2 separate regions of the Homo sapiens genome follow, and region 1 is linked to region 2. The links are chromatin loops, found by intact Hi-C in ENCODE. Cell type or tissue: endothelial cell of umbilical vein. All regions are shown on one strand. Each heading gives the region's core, and the rest is flanking DNA. Links, peaks and the distances in the headings are about the cores only.

The links. Peaks named below come from ENCODE experiments on the same cell type or tissue, not always from the same donor. Only the 100,000 strongest peaks of a DNase experiment are listed, where the experiment ranks them.
Region 1: a loop joins it to region 2, with 12 times the contacts of the local background. A loop is called at or near these places in 3 of 110 quality-filtered maps.

What each region holds. Positions count from the first base shown.
Region 1 is chr6:5,413,934-5,429,843 of GRCh38, forward strand. The region is part of intron 3 of FARS2 (phenylalanyl-tRNA synthetase 2, mitochondrial); the gene reads left to right. Among named protein-coding and RNA genes, the nearest start is that of FARS2-AS1, 36 kb to the right of the region's middle. In endothelial cell of umbilical vein, for the core only: a CTCF peak has its summit at 8,562 (motif pointing right); no DNase peak of the experiment used is centred there.
Region 2 is chr6:5,986,357-6,001,120 of GRCh38, forward strand. It overlaps NRN1 (neuritin 1), which reads right to left. Exons shown (of 3, transcript NM_016588.3): 3 at 11,643-12,848. The coding sequence ends at 12,620. It overlaps LOC105374898 (a long non-coding RNA gene), which reads left to right and starts at 4,530. Exons shown (of 2, transcript XR_926413.4): 1 at 4,530-9,409; 2 at 11,460-11,735. RefSeq lists enhancers at 11,495-12,694, 12,352-13,258, 13,259-14,164. In endothelial cell of umbilical vein, for the core only: a CTCF peak has its summit at 9,910; DNase peaks (open chromatin) are centred at 10,045, 10,595 and 11,375; H3K4me3 peaks cover 1,796 bases; H3K27ac peaks cover 669 bases; H3K27me3 peaks cover 3,215 bases.

The DNA of each region.
Region 1 (15,910 bases), core at 5,059-13,058, 570 kb before region 2:
TGCTTAGTTGGACTGCTGATTACCAGCCCATCGGTTTCTCTAGAATTTTGTTTCATCAGCTTTAAATATACCCTAAATGATGTCATCTCACAATAAAACAAACAACTACCATTATTTGATGATCCATCTTTCTCTGGAAACTTACTGTCCTTTTCAGCTACAGTTTATGAAATATACCTTCCAATTGCTGCCCGACAGAGGCAGCAGTGGTTAGTTCATTCTAATGGTTTCTGTTGAGGTCACGATTGATTTCCAAATTATAAAATTCAACAGATTGGGGAAAACACTTATTATGCTGAATCTTTCTGCTTACTCTTTTGTTTATTGAATTATAATGGGCTTCCAATAAACTAAAGTGTACAATTTGATAACTTTTGACATAATTATACACACACTAAACCATCACCACAATCAAGATATACTCATCACCCCAAAACGTTTCCTTGTGCTCCTTCACCGTCCCTCTACCACCTCTTCTGCCCACTCTCCCTACCCACCAGGCCTAGGTAACTAGTGATCTGCTTTCTGTTACTATAGGTTGGTTACCATTTTCTAGATTTATGTTCAAGGAAATCCTATTGTATGTATTCTCTGGCTTCTTTCACTCAGCATAATTATTTTGAGATTCATGCATTTTGTAGCGTGTTATCAATACTTCATTCCTTTTTGTTACTAAGTAGGGTATTACATTGTATTGATATTCCACAATATGTGTATTCATCCACCTATTGTTGGCTATTTGGGTTGTTTCCAGGTTTTGGCTATTGCAAATGAAGCTTCTATAAATATTTGTGGACAAGTCTTTATATGGACATCGCTTTTTTTTTTCTTGAGTAAATAGCTACAAATGGAATGGCTGCATGGTAGGTATATGACTGTTTTTTTTTTTTTTTTTTTTTTGAGACAGAGTCTCACTCTGTCACCCAGGCTTGAGTGCAGCATCGCGATCTCGGCTCACTGCAACCTCCGTCTCCTGGGTTCAAGCAATTCTCTGCCTCAGCCCCGCGAGTAGCTGAGATTACAGGCACCCGCCACCATGCCTGGGTAATTTTTTTTTGTATTTTTAGTAGAGACCGGGTTTCACCAACTTGGCCAGGCTGGTCTTGAACTCCTGACCTCATGATGCACCTGCCTTGGCCTCCCAAAATGCTGGGATTACAGGCGTGAGCCACCGCACCCGGCCATGACTAACTTTTAAAGAAACTGTCGAACTGTTCAACTGCTTGTACCATGTTACATTTCCACTAGCAGTGCCTAGGAGTGGAAGTTGCTCCTCATTTTTGCTAGCACTTGTTATAGTCATTGTAATTTTAGCCATTCTGATAGGAGTGTAGTGGTATCTGATTATGATTTTAATTTGTATTTTCTTTTCTTTTCTTTTTTTTTTTTTTTTTTTTTTGAGACAGAGTCTTGCTCTGTCGCCAAGGCTGGAGTGCAGTGGTGTGATCTCAGCTCACTGCAACCTCCACCTCCTGGGTTCAAGCAGTTCTCTCCCACCTCAGCCTCCCAAGTAGCTGGGATTACAGGTGCACGCCACCACGCCTAGGTAATTTTTGTATTTTTAGTAGAGACAGAGTTTCGCTATGTTAGCTAGGCTGGCCTGGAACTCCTGACCTCAGGTGATTCACCCACCTCGGCCTCCCAAAGTGTTGGGATTACAGGCGTGAGCCACCGCTCCCTGCCTAATTTGTGTTTTCTTAGTTGATAATGATGCTGAATATTATGTACTTATTTGCATTCATATAACTATTTGGCAAAGTATTCAAATATTTTGCCCATTTGTTTTCTTTCTTTTTTTTGGTCTTGCTCTTTTGCCCAGGCTGGAGTGAAGTGGCATGATCTCAGCTCACTGCATCCTTGACCTCCCAGGTCAAGCGATGCGCCCACTTCAGCCTCCCAAGTAATGGGGATTACAGGTGCTCATCACAATGCCAGTTAATTTTGTTTATATTTTGTAGAGATGGGGTCTCACTATATTGTCCAGGCTGGTCTTGAACTCCTGGGCTCAAGCAGTCTGCCCACATTGGCCTCCCAAAGTGCTGGGATTACAGGTGTGAGCTATTGCGCCTGGCCCTATTATCTTTTTATTGATTTTTGAAACTGTGAATTTTGGATATGATTCTTTTGTGGGATGTGGGATTTGCAATATTTTCACTCAGTCTTTTCATTAGTGTTGTTCCTCAAAAGGCAGAAGTTCTTTAACTTTGATGAAACCCAGTTAACCAATTTTTTTCTTTTATGGATTATGCTTTTGATATTGTTTCTCGGACATCTTTCCTAACCCAAGGTCACAAAGATTTTTCTACTATGTTTTCTTGTAGAAGTTTTATAGTTTTCAGTTTTATATTTAGATTTGTGATTCCTTTGAAGAATTTTATGGATGATCTGAGGTACGGATTGAAATTTTGTTTTCCATATTGATATCCAGTTGTTCCAGCATCGTTTGTTGAAATGACCTTTCCTTCTGCACTGCAAAGTCTTCGTACCATTGTCTGGAATCAATTAACCATGTATGTCTGGGGCTATTTCTGGACTCTCTATTCTGTTCCATGCATCTGTTATTTGTCTATCTTGACACAATACTTCACTGTCTTTATCACAGTAGCTTTATAATGCCTTAAAATCGGTTAAATTCTTGTAACTTTGTTCTTTTTTCAAAGTTATTTTAATTAGATTGTTTACATTTGATGTTATTATTGATGTTGTTGGATTGAAATGATCATTTTGCTATTTGCTTTCTATGAGTAACATTTTTTTTCTTTGTTCTCTTACTTTGTTTGGATTAATTGTATTTTTTATTATTCCATTTTATTTCCTTTGTCTTATGAGGGGTAACTTTTTGTTTTGTTATTGTAGCAGTTGCTTTAGGATTTACAGTTATCACAGTCTCACTTCACTTTGAGTGCTGTTACCCCACTTCTGTATAGCGTAAGAACAGCAGACTTCCCTGTTTCCCATCTTGGCCTTTGTGCCGTCACATATTTTAATTCTTATGTATACTATCAACTCCTAAATACGTTATGATTGTTTTTGCTTTGAATAGTTGATCAGCTTTTAAAGATATTTAAATAGTAAGAAAAGTCTTTATATCTCCTAGGTCCTTACCATCTTCAGTGCTCTTCATCTGGGTTCCCAACTGATATTTTCCTTCTGCACAGCAGAAGGTCTGCTTCTGCTAGTGATGAATTCTTTTGCATTTGTATGTCCATAAAGCTTTTATTTTGCCTTTATTTTTGAGATATTTTCACTGGGAAAAGAATTCTAGATTAATAGTTTTTTTTACCTCTGTGTATTTATTTTTGAGATAGGGTCTTGCTCTGTCACTTAGGCTGGAGTGCAATGGCGTGATCATGGCCCACTGCAGCCTCCAAGTCCTGGGCTCAAAGGATCCTTTTACTTCAGCCTCCTGAGGAGCTGGGACTACAGGTGTGCACCACCACACCCCGCTAACTTTTAAAATAAAAAAAAAATTGTAGAGAGATGGGGTGTCACCATGTTGCCCAGGCTGGTCTTGAACTCCTGGCCTCAAGTGATTCTCCTTCCTCGGCCTCCCAGACTGCTGGGATTACAGGTATGAGCCACTGTGCCCTGGCCCTTTTAGTTTTTTAGAGGTGATATTCCTAGATCTCTTCTCACTTGCCCTGTTTCCTGTGAGAAATCTGCTCTTAACTTTGCTTTTGTCTTTGTTTTTCTGTACATAATGTGTCTCTTCTCTCTGAGTCGTTTTGCAATGTTTTCTTTGTCACTGGTTTTAAGCAGTTTGATTATGATGTACATAGATACAGTTTTCTTCAGATTTCTTATGTTTGGAATTGGTTGAGCTTCTTGGATTTATATTTTTCGTGAAATCTGGAAAATTGTGGTCAATTATTTCTTCAGATACTTTCTGTTACTCTCCTCCTTTAGGTACTCCACTTGCATGTGTATGTGGCCACTTAAAACTTTTCCACTACTGGTGCTCTGTTCATTTTTCTTTCAGTGATTTTTTTTTCCTTCTATATTGCATTTTGGATAATTTCTATTGCTTTATCTTCAAGTTTACCAATATTTCTTCTACAGTGTCTAATTTTCTGTTAACTCCTTCCTGTGTATTTTTCATCTCATTCATTTGCTTCAGTTTGGATCTTTTTAATATCATCCCTGTTTCTACTTAACGTGTTTAGTCTTTCTTCTAGCTTTTTGAACATAACGAATATATAATACATATTTTAACACATTTTTTCCTACTAATTCTGACATCTGTCATTCCTTGGTGAATTGCTTTTGATTCTTCTGTACTTTGTATTATGTATTTTGTTTCTATTTTGCATGCCTGGTAATTTACTATAGGATATTGCCAAACATTGTTAATTTTACCTTCTGATGCATTGGATATTTTTTACCTTCCTAATATCCGCGAGCTTTATTCTGGGATTACTTAGAAACACTTTGATCCATTTAGGTCTTCTTTTTAAGCCTTACTAGGCAGGACCAGTATAGAGTTTCGTCTGGGGATAGTTTTGCCCACTACCTATGCGAGACCTGTCTTAGCTCTGTAACCGATAACCCGTGAATTATGAGGTTTTCCCCTTGGCTGTTGAGAACTGGCACTATTCCTGGTCCTGTGTGAGCTCCAACTTTATTCCCTCTAATCCTTTTGTGTGGTTTGTTCCCTGACCTCAGGTAGATTTTTCAACACACATGATCAGTGTTCAGTTGAATGCTGAAGGGGTTCTTCTGCAGATCTCCAGAGTTCTTCGCGCAGCTCTCTTCTCTCCTTTACTCTGCCCTGAGAATTCTAGCTATCCTGACTTGTCCAGACTCCCGGCTCTGTCTCCTCAAATCAAGGAGACTTTTGGGCTCTCCCATGTTCTCCTTAGGTCTCACCCCTCTGGGGGGTCTGTGTCCTTGGTCACCTGGTGTCCTCTGTTTTGAGTGGTGTGATTTTATATATTTGTCTTTTTATTATTATTATTATTATTATTAGTTTTTCATATGGAAGGGTAAAACTGGTTTATTATTCCATCCTGTCCAGATGTGGAAGTTTCTCTTTTTCATTTGAATCGTTTGGCTACTCCTTCTGGACCTTCCTTCCTGCAATTTTCTATTACATCTCATTCCCCTCTTCGCCTTCATTATATTCTTACATCTCTCTCATCACTTACTCTCTGTGTCTTTTTTGGTCTTCTTTTCTGATGCAGCTTAATGTTTGTGACAGGAACTCTTTGAAAGGGTGGCTGGTGTTTTCCTTCTCAGAGAAGAATTTGACTGGGAGATGGATACAATCCTAAAGATGCATTTTTAGATCTGTTTTACAAAACCAGAATTTTTATGAATTTTATTTTCTAGAACACATCAGTGAATTGTGCTTTCATGTATCTCTTAAGATATCTAAAACACACTTATTTTAAAGTCTCAGATTGTTTCATAAAAATAATCTCAACTGAGGTAAGTTAATGTTTGATTATTTGTTCTGCTGGCTGTATTACTTAGCATTAGATTTGTCCATATGTTTTAGAATTTTGGGTTGCAGGGTCATATTCAGAGGAAGGTTTTTTTGTTCTTTACCGTTTCTCTGTTTTCTTCGTTCCTGTCCTTCTCCCCCATCCCCCGTCTCTTACTATTCACCCTATAAGTGGATTTGCAGGTGATTCCACCCAATTCTCTAGGCTTGAAATCCAGAGTGAGATTTCCCAGGGATCCATCAGATGTCTAGCACCCATACAATGAGGGGATGGAGCTGATCCTAGGCCTATGGCTTGGATCCCTAATCTTAAAGCTCCTTAGATCTACAGCCCCATGCTGCATTTGGGTGACAGTATTTGACTTCCTTCTGGCACCGTCATGGAGCTTATCCCATCCCAGCCTCTGACTTGAAGCTTTTTGCCTCCCTCCTGCCCCAAGCCCACAGTGTGCCATCCTGCAGGAGGCAGGCTCCTGGTTCTTCTTGGTTGTGGACCCCAAGCCCAGCAGGCTCACTTTATCCTCTCTTCCTGTTTTGCTTCTGGCCTGTGGAGGTTTACATTTTGTATTAGTCCATTTTCACATTGCTGATAAAGACATACCCGAGACTGGAAAGAAAAACAGGTTTAATGGAGTTACAGTTCCACCTGGCTGGGGAGGCCTTACAATCGTGGCAGAAGGCGAAAGACACGTCTCACAAGGCAGCAGGCAAGAAAAGAGAGCTTGTGCAGGGAAACTCCCATTTTTAAAACCATCAACTCTTGTGAGACTTATTCACTGCAACAAGAACAGCATGAGAAAGACCTACCCCCATGATTCAATTACTTCCCACTGTGCCCCTCCCACAACACATGGGAATTCAAGATGAGATTTGGGTGGGGACACAGCCAAACCATATCATTCCATCCCTGGCCCCTCCCAAATCTCATGTCCTCACATTTCAAAACCAATCATGCCTTCTCAACAGTGCCCCAAAGTCTTAACTCATTTCAGTGTTAACTCAAAAGTTCACAGTCTCAAATCTCATCTGAGACAGGGCAAGTCATTTTTGTCTATGACCCTGTAAAATCCAAAGCAAGTTAGTTACTTCCTAGATACAATGGGGGTACTGGCATTGGGTAAATACAGCCTTTCCAAATGGGAGAAATTGGCCAAAACAAAGGAGCTACCAGGCCCCATGCAAGTGTGAAATCCAGTGGGGCAGTAAAATCTTAAAGCTCCAGAATGATCTCCTTCAACGCCATGTCTCACATACAGGTCCTGCTGATGCAAGAGGTATGTTCCCATGGTTTTGGGCAGCTCTGCCCCTGTGGCTTTGCAGGGTACAGCCTCCTTCCAAGCTGCTTCCATAGGCTGGTGTTGAGTGTCTGCGGCTTTTCTAGGTGCCTGGTGCAAGCTGTTGACTTCCTTCTGGCACCGTCATGGAGCTTATCCCATCCCAGACTCTGACTTGAAGCTTTTTGCCTCCCTCCTGCCGCAAGCCCACAGTGTGCCATCCTGCAGGAGGCAGGCTCCTGGTTCTTCTTGGTTGTGGACCCCAGACCCATTCTGGGGTCTGGAGGGGTCTGGAGGACGGCGTCCTTCTCACAGCTCCACTAAGTGGTGCCCCAGCAGGGATTCTGTGTGGGGGCTCCTACCCAAAATTTCCCTTCTGCACTGCCCTAGCAGAGGTTCTCCATGAGAACTCCACCCCTACAGCAAACTTCTGCCTGGGCATCCAGGCATTTCCATGCATCTTGTGAAATCTAGGTGGAGGTTCCCAAACCTCAATTCTTGACTTCTGTGTACTCACAGGCTCCACACCACATGGAAGCTGCTAAGGTTTGAGGCCTGCACCCTCCGAAGCCACAGCCCGAGCTCTACATTGACCCCTTTCAGCCACATAACAACTGGGACACAGGGCACCAAGTCCCTAGGCTGCACACAGCATGGGGACCCTGGGCCTGGCTCATGAAACCACTTTTTCCTTGTAGGCCTCCAGGCCTGTGATGAGAAGGGCTGCCACAAAGACCTCTGACATGTCCCAGAGACATTTTCCCCATTGTCTTGGGGATTAACTTTCACCTTCTTGTTACTTATGCCAATTTCTGCAGCCAGTTTGAATTTCTCCTCAGAAAATGGGATTTTCTTTTCTATCGCATTGTCAGCCTACAGATTTTCCAAACTTTTATGCTCTGCTTTCCTTATAAAGCCAAATGCCTTTAACAGCACCCAAGTCACCTCTTGAATGCTTTGCTGCTTAGATATTTCTTCTGCCAGATACTCTAAATCATGTCTCTCAAGTTCAAAGTTCCACAAATCTCTAAAACAGAGGCAAAATGCTGCCAGTCTCTTTGCTAAAACATAACAAAAGTTACTTTGCTCCATTTCCGAACAAGTTCCTCATCTCCATCTGAGACCATCTCAGCCTGGACTTCATTGTCCATATCACTATCAGCTTTTGGTCAAAGCCATTCAACAAGTCTCTAGGGAATTTCAAACTTTCCCACATTTTTCTGTTTTCTTCTGAGCTCTTCAAACTATTCTAACCTCTTCCTGTTACCCAGTTTCAAAGTCACTTCCACATTTTTGGATGTCTTTTCAGCAGCGCCCCACTCTGCTGGCACCAATTTACTGTATTAGTTTGTTTTCACACTGGTGATAAAAACATACCTGAGACTGGGAGGAAAAATAGGCTTAATGGACTCACAGTTTCATATGGCTGGGGAGGCCTCACAATCATGGCAGAAGGTGAAAGGCCCATCTGACATGGTGGCAGACAAGAGAAGAGAGCTTGTGCAGGGAAACTCCTGTTTTTAAACCCGTCAGATCTCATGAGACTTATTCACTATCACGAGAACAGCATGGGAAAACCTGCCCCCATGATTCAGTTACCTCCCACTGGGCCCCTTCCACAATGCGTGGGAATTCAAGATGAGATTTGGGTGGGGACACAGCCAAACCATATCACCTTTTATCTTTCAACTTAGACTATGCCTGTTTGGTTCTCTCTCTCTCTCTCTCTTTTTTTTTTAAATCATAAATGTCACTGTTGTGTGTTAGGAGAACAAGGACACAGACCGTGCCTTCTTGGTCTCATGAGTGTGCTTTGTGTTGGAAGCTGAGTTAATGTGGTGTTGCACTGTCTGCTCCAGTGGAGGGCAGCATGGGGCTGTGCTGTCCCACACACCTGGTTCTGATCCTGGCATTTACTCTCTACTGTAAACTGAGATTAGATACGTGAGCTGTTGCAGTCACATTTCCCTCATCTGCAAAGTGGGAATGAGAGTAACGATTGTTCAGTGTATATGCCAGCCTCACATCAGCGTAAGCATGAAGTGAGAGCAGGCATGGGACGTGTTTAGCACAGTGCCCAGCATATAGTAAATGAACAGTAAATGTCAGTTACCCAGGAACACAATTTAGACATGCTTATTTTTTCATATTTTATTAAAAAGTGAGATGTTTCAGATTATGAGCTGAATTTCATGACATTCAATGAAAAAAAATACCCACTGAGTGTTAATGAGCTGCTAGGTACTGTGTTAGGCTTTTTACACACTTCCCCATGCTGAATTGTCACAGAAACTCTGTGAGATATTCTTATTTTTGACAAAATTGAAGCAGTGCGAGGTTAAGTAACTGGCCTGAGGTCACTCAGCTGCAAGTGATAAAGCTGGGATTTGCTTCTAGATCTGTGCTGGCTCTTAGATCCAGGCTGTCCCCCACCCGACCAGCTTTGTGGAGGCTGGTGTGTGAGCCTTCTGTTTACAATGCCTCTCTGTGTAGCCTGCAGGGATCTGAAGATAGTTTCCTTCGAGAACAGGTTGACGAGGAGGATCGAGGACCAAAGGGCTGTGCTGTGGCTCTGCCTGAGGCCGGGATGCTATTGGACTGTCCCCTCTGCTGCTTGATAGAGAGCACGGGAGTGATCACTTACCCTGGTGCCTCTGAACCCATACCCAGATTTCAGAATGAGGGGCCCATTAAATTGTGCCATACTCCATTTCTCATTTCATTGTGAGGTAGAGAAACGATCATATCATCTTACGATCCAAGCACTAGTCAAAAGGATCCCTGTGTAGAGGAGTCCCAGGGGAACAGTGTGAAACTGCACTTGCACACATTGGTCTTTCTGCCAAGCAGAAGAATAATAGCTGTGGGACCAGTTATACCATTGCCAATGGTGGAGGAAATCGCCTGCCTTTTATTTTTCCCCTATTGCTTTGTGTTTGTCTTAGCAGGAGTCATTGTGGCTGAAATAGTGTTAATATCTTCTGTATGCTTGGGAGGTCCCACACTGGAGGATTTTATTACCCTCTGTGAGAGGGAAGAGGTGGTATTTACCATTAACTTTGTAGTAGGAATGGTTTTATTCCACTTGGCACTCTGCAGCGCTGGACTCCAGGGTACATGGTTGTGTGGACGCATAGGATATATATGGCGCTCTTAAAGAGTCACAGTGGTGGCATTGCCAGGTTTGTAAGGCCCTAGATAGGGATGAAGTGTAGGTCATGAATGACTTCATGCTGCGTGTGAGGTGGGCTTTGGAAACAGAATCAGTATTTGTATTCCCACATGGATGCTTCAGGCCTTAAAAGTGCCTCCTCTTCCTTATGACTGCCAGCCACATTTACTGAGTCCAGAAGACACTCTTTTCTTCTCTTAGGGGAGAGACGAGATGTAAACAGCAAGGGCAAGGAAGGCAGCCCTGGGAATCGTGTCTGTGGGTACTCAACTGTTGCTTTATCTAAGTGGGAGCTGCGTAAGAGGGTCGAGCTGGTGTTCTTTTATCAGCAAAGCCCTGGATCTTTGTCTGGGACCTACACTCTCATTGTATTCTTCCACCAGTTAGTTCTATGGCCTTGGCGCCTGTGGAAAGTATTGAGCTAATGTTAGTGCAAAATATTATACAACACCTATCGAGGGCGTTTTGGCAATATTTATTAAAATCATAAAAGCATTTACTCTTCAACTCAACAGGGTATTTAGTCACAGCATTGCTTTCAGTAGCACAACACTGAATATTCTCCAAGTGTGTATCAGTAAGACTTCTTATATGAATGTGGGCCACATGCAGGAATCTTTGGTAGGAGTAAGAAAAGGACTGAGGGCGTGCTCTATGCATTCATGTGGAGAGGCCTCCAGACACATCATTCAGTGAAAAAAGCGTGGTGCCGAATAAAGTACACACTATGCTGCTTGTTATATAACAAAGGAAGGAAAATAGAAACAGATATTTGTATTGGCTTAACATCTGGCAGTAAAAAGGAAACCCTGAGAGTTTACCGTAAGGGTCCAGGAGATTGGGGTAAGATGGGAAAGGGAGGTAAGTGAGACTTCTTTGTCATGCCCTATTACATAATGAGATGGATCCTGTTATAGTATTTTGATTTTGAACCTTGTGAACATATTTCCTATTCAAAACAAAACAATTTATAAAAGAATGCTGTTAGAGCACTATTGAAACATCATGAAAAAATGGGCTCTATCAAAAGGTTGCGGGTCTTCAACAGAAGCAGAATAGATGGAATCATCAGATGTCTTTGACAGTGGCGGCTGCACGATTTCCCGTGGTTAGATTGTGGTTATCGAGGATGATCCCAGCTCTTTAAGAATTTGTTTCCAGCCAGAGAGTCCCCTCCTTCCTTTTTCTTTCCACGTTCCTTTCCTTCCTTGGATACTAGCTGTTCAGAAAGTGTGAGTGGCAACCCTGATATTAGACCACTATATTCTACTATTTTTCTGGTGTCAACTGAGGGAAAATCTATTTTGAAAATAATGCCAAACACCAGTGGTTAATGGCATATTTGTTCAGTTAATTTTAAAAAATTATTCATGGAGGGTACCCCTGGTTTGGTGTAGAAAATCACTGGTATATGCTCTAGTTTGGGCCACTGATCTTTCAAAATTTAGATTCTACCATCTGTGGAAGGCAGTTCTGATAGGAAAGTCCCATCTTTAAATACAAACGGTATGGGAAACAGCAGAAGAATCTCTTTAATGAGTCAATAAATCAGGGAAATGGAACGTGATGTTTATTCAGAATGAGATCCTTAACGAAGGTGGGATGGAATGGAATGACGTCTACTTAAATGTTTATAGTATGTCAGACAGAGTGCTCAGGCCCTTCAGGGATTGGTGGGAAGAGACCAAACACACACACACACACACCCGCCCTGCAAGTGTCCCTGGCTGGTCTTGCCAAAGGTGCAGAAGTCGGGAGGCTGGTACACAGAGCAGGCGAGGTACAGTGCTGCCTTCCCCATCCCTGTGGCAGGTAATGTCCTGCTGGAGTTGAGACAGGCTTAGAATTCTTGCTATACCTCTTCCATTTGGGCTCATGTCACTGTCCTGGAGGTATTTCTACTTATTTCTGAAGTCCCACTTGAGTGATTGCTTCTGGACTTTGGGCTCTCCTCATTCTTGAACAAACTCAACATCCTTATTCAGAGGAGAAATTTGAGTCAGTGTCCAGATCTCCAAAGAGGATTGCTGCCTCTTGAGAAAACCTGGGCTCCCACAGGGTCTTTTCTTGAAACCACTGGGTGAGGGCAATCATTATCCACGGTGTAGAGAAGAGGCAGGTGGGGCTCAAAGAGGATAAGTAAGCTTCCCGCGGTTTCACAGGAAAAATGGTAGAAGGCTGAGGCTTGAACCCAGGTGTGGTTTTTTTTCCTAAAGTATACTTTCTTTTATGTGGCTCTAGGCTGAAAATTGAGGTGTATAATTTTTGACAGTTGCTGTAATCTCAGAGTTCTGAAGCCGTTAAAAAAGCTCTGAGCTTCATCTGTGTGGTTTAGGAAATTAAAAGACACAAGGAAATAGGAAAAAAAACCTTGGCATTATTTTCCACTAGATATATAGTTCATATATGCACTTAATTTTCCTCTATAGCCCCAATAAGAAGTTAGTCTTATGCATAATGAATCCATATGATTTGGATATGCTTACTGAAAATTCTCCTCTATTAATATATAACACAAAATACGTAATTTTTAGTAAATATTCTGACTTCTAATACTTGACATGTGAAATAAGTCACACTCAACATAGTTTTGAGCTAGTTATTTGGCATTGTATCTTTTAATACAAGAAGCATGTCAAGATGCTTTTTCAACTAGATATAATAATACCTACAGTAATTTTGAGATCATAGATTGAAAAACAAGAAGAAAGTGTATTTTGGGGGTAATATCAAAGTATTCAAGAAATAATTTCACTACCAATGATTTTTTTAAAAATCTCTGTTAATGTGTCAATGTAACAATTAATTAATTTATTTATTTGAGACTGAACCTTACTCTCTCACCCAGGCTGGAGTGCAGTGGCGCAATCTTGGCTCACCGCAACCTCCACCTCCCAGGTTCAAGCAATTTTCGTGACTCAGCCTCCCAAGTAGCTGGTACTACAGGCATGTGCCATCACACCCGACTAATTTTTGTATTTTTAGTAGAGATGGGGTTTCACCATGTTGGCAAGGCTGGTCTCGAACTCCTGATCTTAACTAATCTGTCCGCCTCAGCCTCCTGAAGTACTGGGATTACAGGCATGAGCCACTGTGTCCAGCCCTCAATGTCACAAATTTAAATTGTTAAAATGTGTAAGAAAATATGGTATATTGGGAAAAAGTTCACATTAATATAATTTACTTTCAAATAATTACTATTTATGTTTGAAGTAGAGACACAGTGTACTCAAAAATAGTGCTTTGCAAATTTTGGCCTTTTTTATTTTTAGTTGACACATCATTGTACACATTTATGGGGTACAGAGTGACATTTTAATACATGTATACAATGTGTGATGATCGAATCAGGGAAATTAGCATATCCATCATGATATTCTCTTCAATAAATGATTCTGGGCAAGTGCTGTCTTTCTCACCGTATACAAACCCAACTCAAAATGGTTTGAAGACTTAAATGTAAGACCCGAAACCATAAAACTACTAGAAGAAAACAGATGAATTACTTCAGGACATTGGTGTAGGCAAAGGTTTTATGGATAAGACTTCAAAAGCACAGATTTTGACTTTTGTCTATTTATGTGAAAGAGGCAAATCTTAAAAACTGAAGAAGTCCTTAAAGTAGCAGAACAAAGGAAATGAATGGTGTATAGATTTGGCATTCTTTGTGGGGTCATGTAGATTTTAAAACGAAACTGAGCAGAGGATCTCAGGGGGTAAAAAGGATTAAAAACTTCCTGGTCTCATTAGACACAACTTTTACCAGTCTGTGTTTTCTGTTTTAGTTACTATGGTAGTATCAATAGATTCTGCTCCATTAAATCGTTCGTGTTTATCATCTTGGTGGATTCTGAAAAACATCGGCTAACGTCCCTGCTTTTCTTGCTTTGCTATCTGTAGTTTTCACTGTGGAGCAGTTACCCACGTTGTTACCAAAAAAGACACCTGCAGGATGATTGAGGAAGAAGAAACTGAGGGCTTGTGGTGGCTGAGATCTTAAACCAAAAAAAGAGCAAGGGTTGATAAAACATATTTTATCTTAAGAATTTGTTCAACATTACAGAAATTTTCAATCCAAAGCTATAATTGTTTTTTCTCATTATAGAAGTGGTAAACCAAAAGCCCTTCAGTGAAGGAAGGTTCCTGGAGAAGGGAGAGCCATCACATCACTTCTCAGTTCTATCCTTGTGTTGTGCTGACGCCATCAGCACCAGCAGCTCTAGTGGGTGTGTGTAAACAGGGACCTGTCTCTGCGGAGACGCGGCTTCCTATGAGACCATATGCAGTAGACATTTAGTTAGGGTTTAATAAACATTGATTATGGAATGACTTTAATCAACACTTGTAATTGTTTTCAGTGCTTATTAATGTCTTGAAATGTCTTCCTCTTGGACTAGGGAGAACCTAAGATATTACAGTTGTGAGAGATGGAGTTGTATAACTGAACTCTTCCATATTTATTTAACCTATCCAAAATGATTTTTTTAACAGAACCTAAGAGCAAACTGAGAAAGTAAACTTGTGTAGCACTTACTTTACCACTGTGTTCCAAGCATTTAGGTAATGTTTAATTACATAAAATTAATTATATTTAATTATATGAAATCATGATGTTAACCCTGAGTCCTGTTCCTGCTTTTGGTAAAATTCAGGCCAAATATCCAAAGCCATGTACACAAAATATATTGTTCCAAACTGTTGTCATAAAATGTTTTCCGCTTACGTGCCAAGAGTTATAAAAAAAGAAAGATAGAAATTATTTTGTCTGTCAGTCCTTCTGCACTCACTTCCATGTCCCAAGACCTCACATATTTCTGTTTGTTAGCAGGATTGTCTCTGGTGCTTTTTACAAAAATATTGATAGGGAATTGTTGGTCCCAAAGATGGGCAGGGATACAGGTGTATAAATCCCTTCTTCTCAGAATACAGTCCCAAATAAGCAGTGGCTCTGCGTGTCTGAGCTTCCACACAGAAAAGTCGACTACTCAGGGGACGTGGGGACAGTTCTCCAACGGCCTGCAACAAGACCAGCTTTTTTTTCCCAGTTAGAAAAAGTGTTGATGCGATCTCGGCAATAAAAAGGAATGAACTATTGATAGGTGCAACAACACAGGTGAATCTTAAAATAACCCTGATGAAAGAAGCAAGAAAAAAAGGAGTACATTCTGTATGTTTTCATTTTTATAAAATTCTAGGAAATGCAAACTCATCTATAGTGGCAGAACAAATCAGTGGTTGCCTACAGATGTGGGGGGTCAGGAGAAGAGTGGGGCAGTGGGCAGGTGGGTAGGATTACAAAGGGGCATGAGAAAGCTGGGAGGTGATGTTTATGTTCATTGTCTTGATTGTGGTGACAGTATCATGGGTGCATATCTGTGTCAACATTTGTCACATTATACACTTTATATCTGTGCACTTTAATGTTTGTCTATTTAACACAGAGAAAATAAGAGGGGGAAATATTGTATTACTGTTGTAAACAGAAATCAGTTGACACTTGTCATAGACAGCAGCTAAGAAGGAAAATAAATGCAATTAAAACAAATCAATTAAAGAAAAATCTGCCTTCTCCTGTGGAATCTGGGCCATAGGAAAGCCTCCCTGTGTTTGATAATTACACTCTTGTCTAATGTTTGACTCTCAAAATATCTTTTTTGATGGGCAGGCAATTATGTTTTAACTGTCAAGAGCTGGGTTTTGGGGCCGAGTGCCGTGGCTCCTGCCTATAATCCCAGCACTTTGGGAGTTTGAGTCAGGAGGATTGCTTGAGGCCAGAAGTTCAACACCAGCCTGGTCAACACAGCGAGACCTCATCTCTAAAGTAAAAAAAGTAGAGAAATTAGCCAGGCATGATGACGCGTGCTTGTAGTCCCAGCTACTCAGAGGCTGAGCCAGGAGGATTGCTTGAGCCCAGGAGTTTGCAGTTACAATGAACTATGATTGGGGAGCCACTGCAGTCCAGCCTGGGTGACAGTGTGAGATCCTATCAAACAACACAAAACAAAAAAACAACAAGAGCAA
Region 2 (14,764 bases), core at 6,765-14,764:
TGACTTAACTTCTCTAGGACTGAGCTTGCTCGCCTGTAAAATGGATCACAATAGGGCCAACATCATGAAGATGTTGATGAGCTAAATTAGTTAAGTGAAAAGCAGTTAGAACAGCACCTGACCCATCATGTGTCCAATGTGTTAGCTCTTCTTAATAGGGGTGCTCTACTGCAATTACTGAAAAGGGCTTTATTGTGGCAGCTCATTTGAAGAATTTAGAGGTCTATACCTATAGTGGGTTCCCAGTCTTTTGGCCGGCTCCTGGGATACATCTCGGAAGATGAATGTGGGAGCATCTGAATTCCTCTTTCTCTAATCTCTCAGGTTGGCTACTTCATTTTTGAGTAGAGCCCCTTCAAACACATACATTTTTTTCCCCTTTATGTCTGTTATTGTTCCCGGTGATAAGGAGTGTGTTTTTGGCTCAGCTCCATGGTTGCCCTATCTATTAATATATCTTTTCTCCATTGCCAGGGCAGGAAGCCTGAAAACTACACTTTCCAGACTCCTTTGCCTACTGCTTCTTGTTAGCTTTTGCCAATGGGAGGCTCTGGCAGAAGATTGGAAGGTGGGAGGAAAGTTGAAACAAGGTTTTTCCCTTCAGCTTCTGGGGGTGTCTCCAGCTATGCAAAGGGCAGCATAGTGTCATAATGGCCCGGTTGTGGTTGCCATTTTCCCATTTACTCTTTCAGACCTAATCACTGCAGTGTTTCCCTGCTCATCTTTGAGTAACATGACTTCTCTTTATGACTCTTCTCCTGTTTGTATACTTACTGCTGTTTTCTGAAACCGCTTCCTGGTTGACAGGAATCATTGTTTAAAGACTTTAGATGCTCAAAGAATTTTGCTATTTGCTATACAAAATGACTTAAATCTCTAAAATCCTTGTTTTAAAAAATCTTAAAGGCTGGGTATGGTGTGGCTCACACCTGTAATCCCAGCCCTTTGGGAGGCCGAGGCAGGAGGATCACTTGAGACCAGGAGTTCGAGACCAGCCTGTGCAACATAGGCAGACCCCTGTCTCTACAAAAACAATTAAAAATGATCTCAGTGTGGTGGCGCACATCTATAGCCCCAGCTACTTGGGAAGCTGAGATGGGAGAATCGCTTAAACCCAGGAGATGGAGGTTGCAGTGAGCTGAGATCATGCCACTGCACTGCAGCCTGGGTGACAGAGCAAGACTCTGTCTCGAAAAACGACAACAACAACAAAAAACTTACAAACAAAACCTATCAAAACTCACACGAACACACAGGGACAAGTGAACAAACATTACAGATTAAAATGAAAGAATATGCCAGATACACTTTATTAGTTATCTGTTGCTACATAACAGATTATCCTTAGACAGTGGCTTAGACAGCAATCATTTATTATTTCTCATGGTTTCCGTGGGTAAATAATTTCAGAACAGCTTGGTTGGATGGTCTTGGCTCGGAGTCTCCATGAAATTACAGTTAGATATCAGCTGGGGCTGCAGCCGTCTAAAGTTTTGACTGGGGTTGGAGGATCTACTTTTCAAAATGGCTCACTCTTGAGGCTGGCAAGTCAGTGCTGGCTGTTGGCAGGAGGTCTCAGTTCCTTTCTATGTGGGCTTCTCCACAAGGCTGCTTAAGTGCCTCATGGCATGGCAGCTGGCGTCCCCCAAATAAAGTAATCCAAGGGACTAAGGAGGAAACTGCAATACCTTTTATGACTTATCCTTGGGAGTCAAATTTCATTAATTTATTCATATTCTATTGGTTACACAAAGCCAGCCCTGATTCACTGTGCAAAGTGACTACACACAGGCACATATACCAGGAGTCAAGTTCACTGGAGGCCCTTTTGGAGGCCGGATCCCATGTGCATAGTCACTGTGTATGCATTAGATGATAAGCGCGTAGTCTGAGTGAAGATGAGACATGGAAAACTCTCCTCTTCAAACAAGGGGCCAGGAAAGTTATAGATTTCAAGAGTTCCTTGAATGAGAAAGAAGGAATGAAAGAAGGACCATGAGTCCTTCAGGTTTCCCTGTAGCCCGTGAAAAAATATAACAAGCTAATGAAATGTTGAGCTAGTTGTTCTGAAAGGCATAAACAGGATGTATTCAGTTGCTTCTTTTCTCTTTCCCTTTTGTTTTAGCCACCATTTTTTCATTCTCTCTTATCTGCATTGCCATGGATGTGTCTGTTCCTTTGTTTCTAACCATTGGTAGGTACTCCATGACATGCAGCCAACAATTTTATGCCTCTACTCACCAGGAATACACACGCATGCTGCCTAGGAGGAGTTTCTGAGGGAGAAAAGGCATTAGCAAGAAGTAGCCCAGAGAAGTGTTGGCATTAGCAACACCTTTATTTATTTTAAAGTTAGAACATGCAACTACATATGTGTGAGGTGGTAAGGACTGGAAATGTTCTTTACTCAATAATCATCTGTGCCAGGCACAGTGCCAGATACTGTGGGAGGTTCAAAGATGGGTGAGACATAGTCCCTGACCTCAAGGAACGTATGGTTTAAAGACAAAACGGATCAGCAGTTCTCTAATTGGGATACAAAATTAAGAACAACAAGAGGTTATTGAGGGCCATCCCAATAATTCTGACCAGGGGATCAGGGAAGTGTTCATGCAAGGTTGAGCCTGAGAAGGATCTTGAAGGAATAGGACATGCAAGGGTGGATGGGAGGCGCTGGGGTGGAAGTGCAATACATTTTAGCCTGGAAGAACTAAATAAGCAAAGGCATCGAATAGAGGAGGGGTTGCATAGGTTGAAGGAGCAAGAAGGAAGTCAGTACGGCTGTAGCACGTGCGTGGGAAACATAGAGGGCTGTGGTTGGGGAGAAGGCTGGCAAGATGAGATGGGACCAGATCCTGGTGAATCTTCGGTGTCACGCAGGGAGTCAGAGTCACTCAGCAATGATTCAGCAATGGGAAGGAAATGAAGGTTCTTAAAGGAGGGAAACGACATTTTCACACCCATGTGGAAATGGGAGAATTAATACCAGAGACACTGAGACCAAAATGTGTGTCTCTGGTTGAAGAAATTATGACTATTTTACATTTTTCCCCTTTGAGTCACCTGCAGTTTCTAATTTTCCCATAGTGAATGTGGACATGTGGTGAAAATTTAAAAATAGAATACATAAAATAGTGTTTAAAGGGTAAGATACACATGGGGGAAAAGGAGGAGGCCAATGAGAGTGGAGTGTCTGCCATTGGTAAGGAGGAACCTGGCTCTGGAGGCCACAGGCTGGAGGCCAGCCAGGAGGAAGCTGGCAAAAAGGGGAAGGAGAGGATTTCATTCATATAGTCTCCCAATATCTGCTGAGTGTTTGCCTTGGGCTGGGCACTGTTCTAGGAACTTACAATCATGTATTTGTGAAATGGCTGAGAAATGGAGAAACAGCTGCGTGCAGTAAAAGGATGGACAGGGAAGGCCTTTTTTTTTTTTTTAGGCTATAAGAGATTTGAGTGTGTTTGTAAGCTCAGGGGAAGGAGCATGTGGAGAATGAAACACAAAATGTCAAAACCAATGGAAAAGATAAAAGATGAGGTCCAAGAGCCAATCAGAAGGAATAAGGTCAGGTTTGCAAATGCAGTGTGTATGTGTGTGTGTGTATGTATCTGTGTCCCAGAAAATATCTAAATTAGAGAATATATGAACATCTGTATAAATGTGTACACATGAGCACATTTTGGATTTGAATTTATAGTGACTCCTGAAGATAAAGATTTGGGCAGAATTGGAGGCATTTTTCTCTGCCATCTACAAAAGTGTCCAAGGGCTATTCAGAAATAGGAAACAATATACCACAACCCCAATAAACAAAGCAAGTGAGGAAATGCAGTTTTCCCCATGTTATGTTCCAAAGAGCAGAAAATATTACAAGAGGATGGGAGAAGAATGGTTACACAGGAAAACACGCTGCACAAAGGGTGCAGTGCAACAGGTGGAAGGTGTGCGTGATACCAACATGACTGCCAGGCCGGCTGAGAGTATACAAGCCTCTGGGAGACCTGGCTGCCACATGGCTGGACCATCATGTCTCTGGACAGGGATTGATGGATGTGCCTCCCATGTGCTTTGATGTTCCTTATCCCCTTCAAAGTTGCCTGTTTTGAAGAATTTGTGTTTGGCCAGAGTTAAATGACCCACTTTGCTTGGGATTTCTCTCCCTGCCTCAGTGAGAGCGCAATCCAACTTGTTTCAGGTGACACCCTGAGGAGACAAGCAGAGGACTTTGAGGACTATGAAAGCCATTTTTTATAGTCACTTGCTGAAGCTCAGCTGACCCTCCCAGGAAATGGAAAGATTGAGGCAGGCCCAGGCACTGCAGTCTGTGGCAACCGGGTCAGGAAGGCGCGCTGAAGTTAATTATCCAGCCTGGCATCCCCACAAGCTTGCTTGTTTGGTGTTGCTTCTTTCTTAATCAAGAAGAGACTCCCATGGTGGTGTCTTAATGTAAACAAAGCAATTTGTGACTTGATTAACAAATCAAGGATGGACAAACATGTCCTTTTCTCCCTTCTCCTCTTTACTAGGGACTTGGACTATTTTAAGGAGTGTCTCTCGATGTGAAAGGCAGTGGCTGCCTGAGGTTTGTCTGGTTTGGTGTCTTCCTGTGTTTCTCCCTTCTTACCACATCCACAGCAAGGGATTCATTCTAGGCATTCCATAGAGACTGAACCCATTCCTTCTGTGTCCTGGGAAATGTAAAAGTTGGAAATGCAACCCCCATTAAAAGCAATTCAACATGTGATTTGTCCAGGTGATGAGGTATGTAGCTAATATTAGTCGCCGTGATTTATCGAGAGAATAACTACCTGGTGATAGATTTTTCATGAATGTATCTCAAGTCATCTATCACTGTGACAATGAACTTTTCATATCTGGGCAGGCCTGTGATGGTTACAGAAACCAATAACTCCTTTAATAGAACTGCATGTCCATTAAATTACTGGAGGGAAAGAAAGAAAACAGGAAGGTCTTACAGCTAAAAAGGGCACAACATAGGGGAAAAAATAACAAAAAAAGATTCTATGACGAGACATTGTGAAAAATCAACACAAGGTTTTTGTTTTGTTTTGTTTTGTTTTTTGTCCTTAGAAATTAATTCTACAATGTCTTCTTTTTCTCACAAACACCATCACCCCACGTTGAAATGAAGCTGCTGTCTCCTCTGAATGCACACATGGACAAAGAAGGGCCCTGAGAAATCCCTAGTACACATACATCCTGAACCCTCAGGCCTCACTGGTGTGATGTGTTCCCTTAACTAAACTGGTACAGTGCAAATAATGACTTGTACTAGTTTTCTATTTGCAGTTTTAACAAATTTCCACAAATTTGATGGCTTAAATAATAGGATTTTATTATCTTGCCATTAGTTCTGAAGGTCAGAAGTCTGACATTGGTTACTGGGCTAAAATCACTGGGGCGCATTTCTTTCTGAAGACACTAGGGAGGAATCAGTTTTCTTTTTTTTTTTTTTTCTAGTTTCTAGAGGCTGCCCAAATTCCTTGGTTTCTGGCCTCTTCCTCTATCTTCAAAGCCAGCAAGGGTGGGTTGAATCTTCCCATCACATGACTCTGACCTCTTCTTTTTTCCTCTTCCACTTTTAAAGACCTTTGTTATTACATTGGCCTCTAGGGATAATCCAGGATAAACTCCCTATTTTAAAGGCAGCCGATTTAGCAGTCTAATTCCACCTGCAACCTTAATTCTCTTTTTACCACATTAACTAACACATTTACGGGTTCCAGGGATTGAGTCACAGACATTTTTGCAAGGACGTTTTTCTGCTTACCACAGGACTTAAATTTATTTGTTGTGTTTTTTCTTTGTGTTTCTTTGCCTCAAAATAGTAATAGAACAAGCAAAGCGAAGTGATCTCTTAAGGCAGGTTCCCCAAACAGGTTAGCATTCAAAGGTCAGCTCTCGCTCTTGCTCCTTGCTGGTCTTAGGCAAGTTACTAACCTCTCTCCAAACCTCAGCTCATCATCTGTAAAATGGGGATAATACAATCCTCTTACAGAAATTGTGAAGGAGATGGGATGATGTTTGTAAAGCTTCACCGTAACACCTAGCATGTAGTAAGTGCTCAATGAAAGTTAAAGTTTTTAAAAAGTTAGAGTAAATGTGGTGGGGTGGGAGTGATGAGAGAGAAGAGACAGTGCAATCTAGATCTCTGTACCCTGAATCCCCCTAGATGGTTCAGCCTTCCTTGTCGCTCTCCATGGGTTGGATCCTGCTCACAGAAGCCTCTCAGACTCTCTGGGTGGGTGGGAGAGGAAAAGAAAAGTTCAGCTGTCATCTTTGCCGCCCTTGTTCTGTGGTTGCTGTTTTCTTTTCCTTTGCTGCCTCCTTCCATCGCTGGCCCTCCACTGCAGACAGGCCGGGGGATCGCAGCCTCGGTGCAGAGCTGGCTCAGGCTGAGTGTCCCGAATGGAAACTGCAGGAGCAGTGGGGAGACATGCAGCTGAGCCCCACCTCTGCCAGTTCACAATCACTCACTGAGCCAGCCCAGCACGGTCCAAGCCCTAAACTCCCCGAGGCATTTTGATTAGATTAGCCAGTGAGAGCCAGGGTCTTCCAGGACTAGTTATGCCTGACTTTGCACAAAAGTCACTCCCTGCGAAGCCCTTGCCACTGCTCCTGGGGAGGGGAACCCAAAGTCCAGCTGACCCTTCCCCACCAGTGCAGGAGGACACTCTGGTGGTGATCAGGGCCTGGGAGGGACCCAAGGAATCTAATGCAGATGGTGGGAAAGCCTGACCTTCCAGAGCAGCAAGGTTACTTACTGGGTTGACAAAAAAGGCAAAAAGTGTTAGCATACAGTGTTGATAAGGATGCAGGGAATCTCTACATCCTTTGGGAAAGTAAACAAACATCTTCTCAAATGAAAAGCACACATACATACCTTTCTGCCCAGCAATCCAACTTTGATCAAGCCTATTGTATTGAAGAAATTAAAATACTAGTACATAACGTTGTTTGAACAGGAATATTTATGAACACAATACTTATACAGTACAAAAAACCTTGAAAAACTTAAATATTCATCAATAGAAGGAATTATGTCACCATTTAAAAGGAGATATTTAACTATTGCTCTTGAGGAATTTGGTTGCAGAGAAATACATATTACAATTTTGCAGAAATGAAACAAAGCGAAACCCAAAGCCAACCTCCATATATGTATGTGTGTATATGTGTGTAACAGCACGGGGAAAGGCATGGAAGAACACACGTCAACCTGCTACCATTTATTAGTGGAGGGAGGATGTTTTCTTCCCTCTCTGTACTCTTGAATTGCTTCATTGTTTACAATAACTTCATTACATTTTTCAATGTTGGGAGAGGAATTTAAGATAAATGGTGGGAGTGAGCGGGGGCAGGGAAGAGAAGTTGTCAAGGAAGATACAGGAGAAATCCCATGCTGGGAGAACCTGGCCACTCTAGTTGGGGGTTTGCAGAAAGCAAAAGCCAGGGGTCTGGCCTGGGCACTGAGGGGGATGGGGTGGAGTAGAGTCTGGGGGTGCACACATTGTTGAGCGACCTGGCTATTTGAACTCAAGGAGCTTATCTAGAACATCCTTTGAGAAGGCCAGAGAGGATGATGGATCACTGGGTAGTAGCCTGCAGTAAGAGGAATTTAAAACGCTTTACCATAAAGAATAACTGCTCCCAAAATATTAAAAGAATGAGGTTCTCAAGGTTATTTTGAAGAATTCGGTGAGATCCACCTGAGGAAATTAAATTAGTACTACCTAGCACGAGGTAACTGGCATGTTGTCCGAAAGAGCTTTACCTATACTGTCTCATTTGATACAAGGTACAATCCTATGAGGTAAGTATTATTATCGTTATTTTACAGAGGAGGAAACTGAGGTATAGCGGGGTTCAGTATCCCGCCCATGGTCATGCAGGTGGGAACAGGAGTGTTCCGGCTCCGAAGTCCTGGCTCTTGGAAGCCACACTAAAGGCTGCGTCCTTCCAGGGCGCAACTCTGGGCGCAAATGTTACACTCTCCTCCCCTCACCCGGTGGGGGTGGAGTGGGGAGAAAGGGCCTTCTCCGTGCGCCTGCCGGGATGGCCGGAGTTCGGTGGGGCCAAGCTGAGGTTCCTCTCCTGGGGCTGGGCAGGGTTTGGGCTAACTCTTCTCCCGCCGGCATTCGGGTTTGGGGGCCGAGGCTGCCCAAGAGTTAACCTCCAAAAGGGCCCTGCAGGGGGTGCTTTCTCTACACTGTTCTTCTCTTGGGTAGTGGAGGGGTTGGTGGGGGAACCACAAGCTACAAGATTACAAAGTTGCTAGACTCCTTAGCCTAGGGAGGTACGATGATTTGGGACCGGGTGTGGAGGTGTGGGCGGGGTGGGGGGTGCGGTGTCTTCCGGAGCCCTAAGCTGGCGTCCTCAGCCGCTCCTTTCCGTTCCTACCCCCCACCCCCAGCTCACCACTTCGTTTTCACGTCTGGGAGGGGAGCGGGGGGCGGTGATGGGGAGGAGACCAACGCTTTGATTTCCCCTGGTAGGTGTTCTGAGTGGCTAGGGATCCTTCCCTCGCGTGCCCCTGGGTCGGGGCGGTAGACAGCTCCAGAGGATGGACGGCCAGCGTGAAAGCTAGAGCTCGTGTATTGTAGGGAAAAGTGGGGGTGGCGGGGAGATAATGGTTGAATACCTTCCTGATATTTGAGGGAGAATTCGGCAAGGGGGAAATCTCTGGCTCCATCTTTGGCTGACTCATCGGATTTCCTGGGGTGGGCTCCGGGAGAAGGCTCGGGGCTGGCGCTCCTGCCTCGGTCCGTCCAGCACCAAGACGCCAGGTTCCCGGCGGCCCTGGCCCTCTGGGGGTACTGATTACAGTGGAAAGATCTCTGCGTCCGCAGAAGGAGAATTTGTGTCAAGGTTCTTGTGCGCCTTTTCTTCTCTGGGGGTTCTGAATGAAAATAAGTCCCAAGGTCATCTTTGTCCCTTAGCTCTTGCCCAGAGCTCTATCTGCGTCTCCAAGCTTCTCCATCATCTCCTTTTGTGTTTCAGGTGATCGCCCACCTTTCTTCCCTTCTAACCCTACTTCCGGATCTTTTTCCCCCTCGTTTCTCCCCGTGTCCCCCATTTTCCACGCTCGAGTCCTTTTTCTCGTGCCAGTTTCCTCCCTCCGTCCGATTTCCTTTCCCACGGGCCCTGGAGTTCCTCGGGCCCAGGCAGGGCTCTGGAACTGGCCTGACATGTTCATAATAAGGATTGTCAGACACGGTACTCAAGTGAACTACCTTGTCTTGAACTTACTAGGACAGAGGATGTGATAAAGGAGGTCCTTCTCTAATCCCAACAGCTCCTCAAAGGCTCGAAGCCAGCCTGAGTGGGCCACTTGAAGAGCCACGGGCTGTGGGAAGATACGGAGAGGCTACTCCGACGTGGGGAGGAGGTAGGTATGACGATGTCCTCTGTGCCTGAAGCCCACTCCGTCCCACTCCCAATACTCCCACCATCTCATCAGTGGGGCATGCTCGCCCTGGTTAATGTCATCTCCCTGAACTGCCAACGAGGCTAGCAGCTTTGCTGCTTAAAACCGGTAACATCAACCAACATATGGAGATGTCATCATGATTAAACGGCAAATTATAGCCGAAGACGGCGCGATAATAATCTAAACAATCACCACAAGAAGAAACGTTCTCTAACGCTCCAGTTGCGGAAGCCTGCGTTTCCAAGACTCGCGGCCCTGCGTTCCCAGGGATATCTCCGTGCTCACGTGAGCGTGGTCCTCGGCTTGGGACAGACAAGGGAGCCCCAGACAGGACGATAAGGTTTGGAGATTCCCAGGGCGATCTGGGACTCCGTGGCGTGGGGGCTTGGAAGCGCGTGGAGGGGCTGAGAGAGGGGAGAGGGCGCCCTTCCTCTAGGGCGGCCCCGTCTGGGAAGCAGTTGGAACAGCAGTAGGAGCCAGGGGTTCCTAGAGAAGAACCCTGTTAGGAGAGCAGACCAGCCCGCGCTCCCAGTCCCCGCCCCCTCGCCCCTTCTGCCCCGCCCTTAGCCTGCCTCTTCCTAGATCTTCCAGGACATTGATTTCCGAGTAGGAAGCCCGCGCTGCTAGGGGAGGGGCGTCCTCTGTGGGTCGTGGGGGGGTTTCCCTTCTCTCCACAGTCGGAGCAGAAGGGCGCCTGCCTTTTATTTTGACAAGCAATGGGCTTAGTTGTGAGCACTTGTTTGCCCCCAATATGTAGAGGAAAAGATACTGATAGGAGGCGGCGTGCTACGATGGCAAAAATGGAGAAGACCCTCCCTCTTTATCCTGGTTCTCCTCCTTGTTAAATAGATTCGTATTTAAGATAGGCACAGACATTCTAATTTGAATTCCAGGGGTTGAACTCCAGTTAGAATCATCCTATTTATACGCAGACCGAAAATAACCATTGAAACGAAACCAACAAAATGCAACTATTTTCCAAAACCCCGAGCGTTTGCTGGTGGGTGACCACCCCGCGCAGGTAGCGCGGATCTGCTTTGGTTTTGACTGAGAACCCGGGTTTTGACTGAGACCTCCGTCGGGAGGAGGGGACTGGGTGGGAGTTAGCGGGCGAAACGATTCCCCGGAGTGGCCCCGAGCGGCGCGTGCGTGAACGCGCGGCCGTAATATATGCTGCCATTAAGAATCCGTGCAGCTTCCAGCGCTCCGGGCGCAGGGACGCATGTGTTGCTGGAATTCAATCCGTGGGGGGAATGCAGATTGGGCTGCGACTCACTGGGTTTGATTTATGAACTGTTACACTAGCAATTGTTTACACATTGCATTTCAGAGCCCGGGCCCACCCTCCCCGCAGCGGGCGGCGGGCTTCGTGCGGGAACCTGCTGCAGCCCCCTTGGTCTCTCTCCATCCTCCTCCCTTCCCCCGTCCCCCCCCCCCGGGGCCCCCGCAGCTTCCTCCCACAGCCACCTTCTCCAAGAAATCAGATTTCGATTTCTCTGAACCCAGAGACCTGCATGCAGTTCTTTCTCCCCCGCCTACTCCAGGCCTGCAGTCCCCGGACCCGGGTCGCCTCTGCCCATTTACTCCGGAATGTTTACTTCTCTTTAAGGCCATGCGGGGCCTATAAATAGGAGAGGTGGAATCAGCCCCACTGCCAGATCAATAGGGCCCGTCTCCTCGCCATTTCAGCTGAGCTGTCTTATTAATTATGAAAGGATTCACCTGATCCCTGCCAGGGAACACAGCCTCTCGGCCCCTCTGCTGGAGCCCTTAATGGCGGTTCCTTCGCAAGCTGCCTCTGGCCACCGCACAGGAAGAGGCGAATCGTGGTTAGGCCGAGCCTGCGAGGATCGTGGTTAGGGCTCCGGCCCGCCTGAGGCGGGGGCAGACGGCCGGCCACTGGCATTGTCTGCCTGTGCGAGCAAGCCCAGTTCCTCTAAATCTCAAACAGAAAGAATCTCTGCTTTGTAATTAATTTAAAAACAACTTTCATTTTCTCTTTTTTAAGGAAGCACGGTTTCGGGGAAGTGGCCAAGTGGCTTAAGTGAGGAGGGTCTGCTTGAAGGTGGCAGGTCTGCTTGAAGCGGCTTCCTGAAGAGGTGAGCTTATCACCGGCATCCTGTGTCCCTTCAGGTTCCCTGAGAACTGGGTCAAGAAAGCAGGTTGGGGTAGGAAACAAACGACACCCCCATTTCAAACAATAACTTTTATTTTATACTTCTCTATACTTTGTAGCAAATCTTTTTTTGCTGAATTTAATTTATAATAAACTTTTTAAATTACATCTCTCTCTCTTTTTTTTTTAAAATCAAGGCTCTTTTATGTCAAAATCTTTTTTTAGCTATATTTTAGATTAACATTTAACATCCCCCCCTTGTGATCTATACCGTTGGATATTCAGGTATTACTGTGTGTGTAACAGCTAAAACAAGAGGGAGGAGGGAAAATAAAGGCAGTGAACTTGGACGGATGCATCAACAACAGCAGATAAAGCTAACCCCTCAGTGACCATAGCAGCATGTCTTCTGGAAGCCTTTACTCTTACCCCAGAGATTTCCTCAGCCCCTTCCCTCTCTCCCTCCTATCCTCCAAACACAAAGCCAACAGTCTGTCCTTTCGCTTTTCTTGAGGAGAAATGTGCAGTGGAAATGATCAAAACAAGATACTGTGGAAGAACGACGTGAGCGTGAATTATTCACCGTATGTTTCGTCCGTGGACATCTCTCTTGAATTCATTCCCCTGGCCTTCTCCTCTCCTCGCCTTCCTATTAGGAGGAGCCCATCATTTTTCATGTTACTAGCATGATTAATATAGTAGGTGGCCCAGGGCCGTTCCTGAGATTCTTTTGCCAACAAAAAAAATTAATAATAATAAAATTAAAAAATGGGGTGGGTTTGCCGTTTTCTTATTTGTGTGTGAAGACGGACTAAAGCTGAGGTCCGATTTTGGCTGTGCTTGCTTGCTCACTGATTGGTAACATTTGGCAAATAAAACACAAGAAATCAAACGAAATAAAAAAGAGAATCAGGATTTCCCACAATCCTATATGAGTGTTTTCAGCATCACAGAGAATCACAACGTCCCCAAAGAACTAATGGATCTTCCTCTCGATTTCCGGGAGCATGGAGTGAGTGTGGGTGGGCGCGCGGGGGGAGCTGGCCCCACGCTCAGAAGGAAAGCCAGGTCGCTAAAGCTGCCGAGAGAGACACCAGGAGCACCGGGAACGCCGGGAGCAGGGACCCCGCCGCCCCGTTGCCGCTGCCGCAGAGTTCGAATAAGCTGCCTTGGATGTTGAGGTTTTTGGATTCTTTTCTCAGTTTATCCCACATATCTTTCGCCCCTTCCTGGCAATCCGTAAGGGCTGTGACCGTGCAGCTGTGGAAATCCTCCCAGTATCTGGTGAGGAACAGAACAAAACAGAACAAGCAGGTTCACTTGGGACGCCGGGAACACCCCGGGCTTGCGCCCCTGCGCCTCCCCGCTGGCGGCCCCGCCAACTTCCCGGGGTGTCCCCTCCCTACCTTCTCTTCACCGCCCTGGCGCCTGGCCTGCGCGAGGTCGGGACTCGCGGGACCTCCGCCTACCCCAGAAGCGGCTGTCTAAAGCGGGGGTGGGGGGGCGCCCCCTCCTGTCTGGTTTTCCCTTCCAGTTGCCGGGAGAGGACTAGGCAGCCGGGAGCCGGGCCGTGCACCCGCTGTGGCGCGCTGGCACCTCGGCCTCCGCAAACAGATTGCTCGCCCTCCTCGGGGAAAGCTAGGAAAACAGTGCTAAGCCTCGCAAGCTGCCGCCCATTAATGCCTCTTAGCTTGCAAGATGGGTTACTAGCTCTGAGCACGGCCCTCCCCTCGGGGCTTCTTACATTCTCCTCCCCCTCGCCCCTTCTGTCTCCCTCCTTCTCCACGCCGCGGTACTCTCGCCTTCGCCCTCATTCTCTCCCTCCACCTACTACCTCTTCCTTTTGTTTTCCGTTCTCCTGAATTTCCCTTTCTTTCTTTTTCCGTTCCGTCTGCTTTCCTCTCTTCTGTTCCCCACTTCCTCTTCCTCCTTCCCACAACCTGCCTGGATCCTCCTTGCTCTCCACAGTTCCCGGCTCAGATTCGGCCTGGAGACTCCTGCCTGCCTCTCTTCTCCCCGGGGTCGGTGAGTGTTAGTGGCCGAGCACCTGGGGCCGGCCTCGTAGCCTTCATCTGCTCTTGCGAATCCAAGTGTCCCAGGCCTGCGCGTTGGGTCCCTCCTGTTTCTCCCTCCCCAGTCTTTTCCGTGGGCTTGGGCCCCATGGGGCTTCCTCCCCACAGCTTTCAGGATGTAGCGCCAGCCTCCAAGGCCGGAACTGCGGGGAAGGCGTGGTGCCCACCTCTGCCAACCTTCGAGGACTCCCCACCCTCTGTCCTCCTCTTGCGGTCAGTTCACGGAGCCTGGCGCCTAACTCAACCACTTCCTCCTCCCAGGCTCAGCTCCTAGACCCACCCCCACAACCTTCATCCAACCTGTCCCTTTTGACTGTCCCCCTTTCTTCTGAAAACCCAAAATAGATCCTGAGACTAAATATAATCCCAACCCGTGATCGATTCCTGGGGCGCTGTCTCCTTTCAGAGCTGGGTCGGTCTGCGCCTCTCTGTAACTCCGGGCTGGTCCCCACCTGCCCCGGGCCTTGAGCACCAGGTCACAGGCACCTGCCTTCTACATGGTTTGGTTGTATTTTCTCCTCTCTCTTCCTTCTGCTGGCTGGCCTGGACTGTAAGCACATTGAAGGCAGGCACTGTGTTAATTTATGAGTACTGGAGGGACACAGAGCTTCCAGGTTCCTCAACTTGTAATAAACAGCAACATTTGGACATTAGGAGGCCCAGGGAGGACAGCTTTCCTGCAGACTGTCTGTGGAATTGCCCCTGCTAAAGGATGCCTAAATTGCTCTTTTTTTTTTTTTTTTTTTTTTTTTTATGTACGCCCAGATGAGGGCAGAGTTCTGAGGGACCTGGTAGAGAAGGATAGACTCCACCTGGGGCTGGGCAGAAGTGGGCTTCAGCTCCGTGTTGAGCAAACAGCTCCCCCAAATGAGTAGGGCCTGGACCTAGCCGTGGCCTGTGACCTCAGGAAGGAGTTCTCACTTTCCTGTTTTCCAAGACTGAAGTTCTGCTTAAAATTAAAATAGCTTGGAATAAACAAGTTCCACCAAATGACAGAGGATTTGGGAGCTGCTCTATATGCAACCTTTTGTTATCCTTATAGATATACATTCTTATCCATCACGAGACTTTTAGAATTAAATGACTTTGTCCCTTTCATGATAGGAAAGCACTAGCCATTTAGCT